Linked DNA regions of Homo sapiens: regions 1 and 2 are each linked to region 3. The links are chromatin contacts, found by Hi-C or POLR2A ChIA-PET in ENCODE. All regions are on one chromosome and are shown on one strand. Each heading gives the region's core, a stretch centred on a gene start or an enhancer-like site at or near the end of the contact. The rest is flanking DNA. Distances are from core to core; before and after follow the strand shown.

The links. A loop is a pair of places that touch in the nucleus more often than their neighbours do. ChIA-PET counts read pairs that join two places held with the same protein, here RNA polymerase II (POLR2A). Pooled maps may share reads with other maps.
Region 1: a pooled map shows a loop between it and region 3 (2.8-fold over the local background). The contact joins the promoter of LRRC32 here to the enhancer-like site in region 3. A Hi-C loop is called at or near these places in 1 of 50 pooled maps. POLR2A ChIA-PET finds 5 or more read pairs at or near these places in 2 of 52 experiments (A673 and activated CD4-positive, alpha-beta T cell).
Region 2: a loop to region 3 is called in a pooled map, with 2.3 times the contacts of the local background. The contact joins two enhancer-like sites. A Hi-C loop is called at or near these places in 6 of 168 maps with a recorded cell type or tissue (Calu3, GM23248, HCT116 and 3 more), 5 of 37 single-sample maps with no recorded cell type and 5 of 50 pooled maps. POLR2A ChIA-PET finds 5 or more read pairs at or near these places in 2 of 52 experiments (H1 and OCI-LY7).

Annotation. Positions count from the first base shown.
Region 1 is chr11:76,669,443-76,672,142 of GRCh38, reverse strand. It overlaps LRRC32 (leucine rich repeat containing 32), which reads left to right and starts at 1,396. Exons shown (of 3, transcript NM_001128922.2): 1 at 1,396-1,529. RefSeq lists silencers at 1,252-1,451, 1,512-1,641.
Region 2 is chr11:77,019,558-77,022,257 of GRCh38, reverse strand. ACER3 (alkaline ceramidase 3) reads right to left here. Exons shown (of 11, transcript NM_018367.7): 10 at 2,482-2,527; 11 at 1-1,984. The coding sequence ends at 1,931. All of the region lies in intron 1 of ACER3-AS1 (ACER antisense RNA 1), which reads left to right. Among named protein-coding and RNA genes, the nearest start is that of B3GNT6, 13 kb to the left of the region's middle. Within about 2 kb of position 1,302, at least 3 of the 41 ENCODE cell types and tissues checked have a DNase peak (open chromatin) inside an H3K27ac peak, as active enhancers do; they include HCT116, where a contact is called at or near this core.
Region 3 is chr11:76,822,520-76,825,219 of GRCh38, reverse strand. No RefSeq gene overlaps it. Among named protein-coding and RNA genes, the nearest start is that of ACER3, 37 kb to the left of the region's middle. RefSeq lists a cis regulatory region at 582-1,812. Within about 2 kb of position 1,444, at least 11 of the 41 ENCODE cell types and tissues checked have a DNase peak (open chromatin) inside an H3K27ac peak, as active enhancers do; they include HCT116, where a contact is called at or near this core.

The DNA of each region.
Region 1 (2,700 bases), core at 147-2,646, 150 kb after region 3:
CATCCCCTCACTGCAGCTCAGGCCTCCTCCTTAGGGAAGCCTTCCCTGATTTCCTCTTCTAAGACTAGGTCAGGCCCCTATGGCACCTGCTATCATGGCTTGTCCTCTCTGGGTTGACCCCATCTCCCCAGATCCATCTCCACAGTGGACTGAACAGGGGTAAGAAAAGGCAGTAACTGTAGAGACTTCAGGGAATCCCGCTTCTGAGCCCAGCCTTACCCTGATTTGCCACAAGGCCCTGGGTGGTCACTTTCATGCATGTAAAATGGGGCACCCTGCCCCACTCTCAGGGCTGGTGACGATCAGGGAAGAGAAACACTGTGGAAGAGGCCCCTTCTACACTTGGAACCAGGACCTGGAGGACAGCCAGGGCCCCTCTCTTCTAGGGACCCGCATACTAGAGTCCACAGGCAGCAAGGCAGGGTACCTGTGATTTGGTAGGGTCAAGGCATCTAGAAGAGAGGTGGCTTTGGGAAAGATCTGCTTCAACCTCCAATCTAAATGACAATACCGCCACCCCATATTTGCACAGTACTTTAAAAATTCGGGCAAGATAATGCCCAAACTGAATCAGACTTAGCTTTATGAACAGATTGGGCTCAAATCACTGATTCTTATTAGCTGTGTTGACTTTGGACACGCCATTTAACCTTTTCTGAGCCTCAGGTTCCCCAGCTATAAATAGGGACCTTACTAGTCTCAGACAATTGGTTTTCATGTGTACACACTGCCCCCACCCCTAGCCTCAGCTTCTCCATCCGAAAACAGGACTTTGATGGTGCCGTTTCACAGGCTGTTGAAGGGTCCCGCAGATGATGGAGGAGTACGGGTCCAGACACTAGAGCACAATCCGGAGAGGAAAAGTGACCTGCCAGGACCCACCAGAGTGGACGGCTTGGTGCGGGGAACCCCCTCCGCGGCCGCCCCAGGGCCAGCGAAGGGTCATTTCCTTCCGCATTCAGCCCCGCCGTCACCTCGCCTGTTTGCCCCCGCGTTAAGTGCGGCGGCGCCAGCAGCTGGGAAATCGGGGCCAGGCCGGATTTCCTCTGTGGACCTGCGGCTCCTAGAGCCACCGCGCCCCCCTCCGGACCCCGCGGGGCCGCGAACTGCACGTGCGGCGGCCGCTGGGATGGGCCTCGCTCCCACGGCGCTTCCTCTGCAACCCCTCTCCCTCCCGCCCTCTCATCCCCCCACACTGGGCCCCCGCCCCTTCCCGGCCGAGGTCCCAGGGTGGTGAAGATGCTTCGCCGCCCCACCCCACTCCGCCCCCGCCGGCTCCGGATAAACCGAGGCACGGGGCCAGGCGCTAGGACCCCACGGCCTCGCCAGAGGGGGGCGTGGCGGGGCGGGCCGGCGGGAGAGGTATTTAAATTGCAGCCGGAGCGCGGGGGCTCCGGTGGGGCAGCTGAGCGGCCTGCTCCTCCTCGGGCCGTGACCCCGGGGTCTGGCGCGGGGTGGGACCCGGGGGCGGGTTTGCGCAAAATGTGCCGAGACTGCCCGGGAGAGGAGCTGCGGCCGCGCTGAGCCAGGTAGGAGCCGCCGGGCAGGCGAGGCTGGCCGGCCCTCGGGGGGCGCACTGTCGCGCGCCTCTAGCGAGCGCAAGGCGGGGGCTGGTCCCAAGGGACGCCCCCCAAACACTCCCCTCCCGCCATCCCCACTGCGCGCGTGGAGCCGGGGCTGACCCTCCCTCGGTCCCTGGGAGTTCCCCAGCGCTCCTGTCTTGGCGGATCTTTCCCGCAAAGGGGTGAGGCCGGCCTTCCCATTTGACAGCTGGGAAAACAATGGCCTGAAGACCGTGACTTGCCCAGGAACACACAGCTAGGCAAGGGCAAACCGGAATTTGAATTCAGGTTTCCTGCAACGCTCCGATCCCAGCCAGGCGTGGGGCTGCCCATCCCACAGCACTAGATGGCCTGCCCATTTCTCGTAGTGGGGTAGGGGGCACCCACCGCTCTCCAAGGGGCTCTGAACCCAGCCTTCTTCATGGGTGGTAAGATGTGAGGGGCCCCCACCCCCACGCCGAGCTGCCTGAAATTCCGCCATCACAGCCACATTCCTTTGGGTTAAGGTCTAATTCCCCCGTGGGATGCACATGTCTCCAGAACGAGGCTTGCCCTTAGTGATTCACTGCTTGACAGGAACGTCCGCAGCAGCTCTCCCAGGACCCCACTCTGCCAGTAAGTCAGCTGAGGCCGAGAGGAGGGAGAGAGGACCTCAGAGGCCAGACTGTGAGCTAGTCTGCCCTGCTCCTGCGTGTGAGGGGTCGTTGGCAGGGCTTAGGGAAGGAGACCTTGATTTGGTATAGTGGGAACATTTGCTTTGGAGACAGATGAACTGGATTCTGATCGTGACCCTGCTATTTTCTCCTTGTGTGACTTTGGGTAAGTCACTTCTCTGAGCCTCCTTTTCTTCATGGGCAAAAAAAAGACAGTTCTATTGGGGGCAGTCGGCTCAGCATGTGCTGGAGAAAACACAGTATTCAGGTCATGTAGAACTGGATAAATCCCAGCTCCAAAGCCCTTATGAGCTGGGTAACTCTGGGGGTAAGTCACTTCACTTTCCGGAAACTGTTTTCTCATCCGTAAAATGGGAATTACAGTAATTTCCTCAATAGGTGATTGTGAGAATTAAATGAGATGATATAGGTCAAGTGCTTAGAAGACTAACATCCTTAAATGTAGGGGTGGGCTTATTGTGGTA
Region 2 (2,700 bases), core at 53-2,552, 200 kb before region 3:
CCCTTAATCTGACTTTAATCCTGCAGAACCTCAGTCTTACCATGTTTAACAGCATTGCCATGTACGATATGCCTTTATCCTACACTGTATATATACTCTTTATGCAGAAGTATATCTAACTGAAAAGTATAAAAATATAATGGTGGAAAACAAATGAATTAAAAAATGTATCACGGCCGATAGCCCAGGTAACTGCAGGTGAAATGTAGCCAGAAGTCAGAATCTTGGGGCAAAATCAAGTATAGTCTTATGGGCTGTGCCTTCAAATGGTTTAGTTTTATACCCTCTTAAGGCAGAATCAAAGTTCTCTTAATGTTTTGGCAAGTGTTTTTCTTCCTGGAGGTTCATAAAAATAGGTGGAAGAATCAGTCTAATGGCTTGTTGGCATGCTAAGGGAAGGATGTCAAGTTGACATCCTTGGATACTTGGTTAAAAACTAAGGCTAGTAGGTGAAGAAAAACAACAGAATAGTTTTTGGTTTTAAATTTGTACAAAGGCTACTTATTGAATACTGGAAAAAATGACAACAGTGTTTTACCATCTTTGCATAAGAAAAAAATGATTTTCCTTTTGAAACTGTAGCTCAGGATTTAATCCTGAGTCACGTCATCATGTGGTAAAAACAATCTGGATTTTACAATAATTTATATAAAGCAAAAAAAGTCATAAAAATGCTAAATGATGCAGAGCTACAAATATGATGAAACATGAGCAGAGGGGTCAAATCAGATTTTTACTCCAGGCAGGTGTTAAGTTTGTGAAAAGTGATGCAATTTGTTATACATTCAAATGCAAATTAGAACTAGCTGCCTTACGATGAGATTTCACTGTCATTTTTTTAGCACCCTAATTTTTGTCGGTTCTGTAGGTTTCAAGTAGCAGAAACTTACATCTATTTCCTTCAGAAAATTAAGGAGCAGATATTTTAATATGCTTTATGTAAATAGGATTCTGATAATTTTAGCTTTAGTTAATGCAACACACTTCCCTGGGCACAACCATGACCTCTCTGAGAACTGGAAAATACTGCATAATTTTAAAAATCAGAGTGTAATGACATTCCCTGACAACTTCAAATAAGTTATGTGAGGAGGATGAACTATGGGTAGTCTAGACCACCAGTCATATTTGTCTAGCCGTAGAAACAGTGACAACTTAAAGATCTGCAAAGATCAGAGCAGAGCTGGCTGAAGGTGCAGCATTCTATACATGTCCTCATGGAGCTTCAGAAAGGTTATAAGATGACCCACTCATTCTGGTTGGCTGTGGCCATAGACAGACACCATAAATCCTGGGATGTGGTCAAGTACTGAACTGGGGGCAGGTCTGAGCTTGCTTATGATCCTCCGACTAGCCCTGGAACAGATAGTGAAGAACTACACAGAATCCCACAGCTAGCTCTCTCTCTTTCTCTCTCTTTTTTTACCTTTGAGAACCATCCATGAGATTAATACAATATTAATCAAATCTGACACAGCTGAGTGCTGGCTCACAGCTAACTATCTGGATATGGGGTTTTGTTGGCTCTTAGCTGACTGCATTATTTAATCAAATATTAAGAAAGGTATAATTCACATGCAACCCTTGGCAAAAAGAAAAGAAGGTTAATTTCTTATAACCAGCACAAACTGTTAACCTGTTAAGAAAAGCCCAACTGTTTCTGCATTTGAGGCATACACACACATCATCTCTGTTTCTTTATAAACTGGAGCGTGAAAGGAGGAGGGGGACAAATAAGATAAAGCCATGAGCTAAACACCCAGCAGGCCCTACTCCTTATTCTCTGTGTGGGTGGCAGCATTAGTCAGAAAGTCACTCCTCTGCTGTGATGGTCATGACATATTTGAACTTGTAGATCTTTAAGGATTTCCTTATTTATTCTGCCAGGTCTATGGTAGGTGCTTGTTTGTTTTCTTGGTGGAATGATTCATCAATGCTTCCTGAGAGGCTCAAACAGGATCACTGGCCAGATTCCAAAGAGAAACTGTTTGGGGACAAATTAGGACAAAATGAGAAAAGACAGAATTGTTCCATGTTATCCCTGAAAAAGAATGAGAAAGAATCCATGGGGCTATGACTATACGTAGGTTTGCTAGTGATTGTCCTGGTATTAGCAGCCTGAGCACAGTTTATTCCTTCTAGACTTGGACCAGATATCAGAGAGTATTTTTATTGAGTTTATTTACATTTATTAAGCTTTGACTTTGTCAAGCATGGAGCTGGGCATATAAATTATCTCTGATCTTTAAAATAACTCTGCAATGTAGTTATTAGCAGCTTAATTTTATTGTTGAAGAAACTAAGGCTTAAAGAGATTTGTCCAAGAACATGCAGTAGTAAATGAAAGATTCACAGCCTTTGGTTCCAAAGCCTGTGTTTGCTCCACTACCTCTCCAAACTCCCCTTTCTTCTTCCACCTCCATCCTATACTCCCAGTACCATACCCCCAACACACACACAGGACCTAGGAAGTGGACTTACCTTCACTTTTGGCCTATATCTCAGGTAAAGTGTTCTTGTATACAAACTGAAAGAAAAGTGGGAGGGGGAAAGCTTTTCAGATTCATTTTGAATTCATGCAAACTGGCGTACTGACAAACGTAACCATAGTGCTTCTGCATGTACGAAGCAAAAACAACATGAGTATATGCTTCATTTGTTCAGCAACTGTTTTTTTTTTGAGCATCTACTCAAAATATT
Region 3 (2,700 bases), core at 195-2,694:
CCACACATGCTTTAACAGGTTTTTACTCAGGCGGAAGGCCTGGGGCCCAGGTCCTCCCTGGAAAAACTCAGAATGGGATGCCAAGACTTAATTATGGGAAGACAAATGCCCTCAGGCCCCTGGCAAGAGAGGCTGTGGGTGTTTGAGGTTGCCTGCCAGAGCATGCAAACCTCACCTGTGAGTTTGGTAATAGCGTGACCCTGGCTCAATATTTTTCTTTTCTTTTCGTTTCCTTTTTTTTTTTTTTTTTTTTGTGACAGGGCCTCGTTCTGTCACCCAGGCTGGAGTGCAGTGGTGCCATCATGGTTCACCGCAGCCTCAACCTCTCAGGCTCAAGCAATCCTTACACCTTAGCCTCCTAAGTAGCTGGGACTACAGGCATGTGCCACCACACCAGGCGAATTTTTTTTTCTTTTTGTTAGAGACAGAGTCTCCTTATGTTGCCTAGGCTAGTCTCGAACTCCTGGGCTCAAGCAATGCTCCCACTGCAGCTTGCCAAAGTCCTGGGATTACAGGTGTGTGCCACTGTGCCTAGCTCGAGATTTTTCTTTAGTCCTCAGATGTGGCACTGCTTCTTGGGTGCAGAGGCATAGAAACCTTATATTTTCTTTCTAATCAGGGTTAACTCAGAGCTTAGACCTAAGAAAACCCAAAAGGCCTTGTATTCCAGCCCCTCCATTCACCACATAATGCTGACTCGCCAGAGCATTCCAAACAAAGCTGGCCCCTTCACACGCCCTTCCTTTCCTAGAAGTCTTTCTCCCTCTTTGCACGTATCTTTAGAAAGCTCTTCCTGGAATCTGTCATGCACTGAGAGGGGGAGGTGCTTTTTCATGTCTATGCCTTTGCTTTGTAAGTCTGCTATGCCCTTCCCCATCTTGTGCATCAGGGCAAACTCTTATTACTTCTTCAAATCCCAGCCCCAGGTCACTTCCTCCATGAAGCCTTCCTTGTGTTCCGCAGACTGAGTTGATTCCATTTCTCCCTTCCCCATCCCACATCACTACCACCACGGGTACTCCTGAGGGTAATACCCTGGCTGACTCATCTCTCCATCTCTACTGCCTGGTTCAGGGCTTGGCCAAGAGAGAAGGCATGAATGAATGAATGAATGAATGAGAAGGGAAGGAAGGAAGATCTCAGACCACTTTATACAGCAATAGCCCCTGTACCACCCTCTGCTATCTGACCCAGGTCCCTGATTTTTCTAAGCTCTTTTCTATTCCTGATCTTATTGGATCCTCATGGTGGCCCCAGTGTGGTTTAGGATAGGGACCCACACCCTGATTGGCAAATGAGGAAGCTGAGGTTCCAAGAGGAGAAGTGACTCTCATAAAGTTACCTCAGAACTCCTGTGGGAAACCCGGAACTGCCTCCTTCCTTCCTCTCTTTGTTTTCCTCAGCTCCTCCCACTGACTCATTTCCCTTAGGGCTACAAGAGCAGAGCTGAAATTCCTGGTGGGATATGAGGGATTTGGGAACCCTGGAAGTCGTTCCTGGGCAGTGAGGTGTGTGGATGAATACACGCAGGCTCCTCTGTGTGTGTGTGCGTGCTGGGGAGGCTTGGCACTGAGATGCCTCCTATGTCTCCCTCCCACCTCCTTCTCCTGAAAGGGGGATGGATGTCGTGTGTCCCTGCAGTGTCCAGGCAGGACTAGTCATATCAGCAGATATCGGGGGAGGGGTGGAGGCTGCAGTGAGCGGAGATCGCGCCACTGTACTCCAGCCTGTGTGACAGAACAAGACCCTGAGTTAAAAAAAAAAGAAAGAATATTATGTATTCTTGAAATTATATAGTAAGTATGATTGGAATGTTACATACCATTCTTATAGGGTATAAAGATAGTATAGTGTATTTCTATGATTACATTGTAATGCAAGAAATACACTAAAGTGTGTATTCGTTTGATTACATACATACTACTTTTTGTTACATGCTATATGATTCCAAGAATATTATATATTCTACATAATCTTAACATTATTTCAATATTATTATATTGATTATCAATAATATTATATACTATTAATATATAACTATATAATATTATAATATATATTTTATATATAATATATATTAATATATATTAATGTTAATATATTATATATTGTATATTATTATAATTATATTATATTATATATTATTAGAATCATATATTATATTATATTATATATTATTAGAATCATATAATATATAACATTTTGGGATTGGATATATTTCATAATTCCTTTGAAACCTTTACAAGTGTCAATAATGTGTTCCTTTATATTGCTATGCAGGATTTTATAGTATGGATATACTATGGTTTCTATACCTTTCACCTGTTGGAGAGCATCAGAGTTGTTTCCCCTTTTTGACTATTACAGATGATTATTATGAAGGTTTGTGTCCAGGTTTCGTGTGAATATGTCTTCATTTCTCTGGGATGAATGCCTAAGAGTGTGATTGCTGGGTTGTATGATGAGTGTATTGTTTAGTTTTATAACAAATTATAAGACTGTTTTCCAGAATGGCTGTGTCCTTTTGCATTCCCACCAGCTTTGCACAAGTGATCCACTTTCTCCACATTCTTGCCAGCATTTGGTGTTGTCACTATTTTTTATTTTAGCCGCTGTGGTAGGTATGTAGTGTTACATCATTGTGGTTTTAATTTGCATTTCACTGATGGCCAATTATGTGGAACATCTTTTAATGTGCTT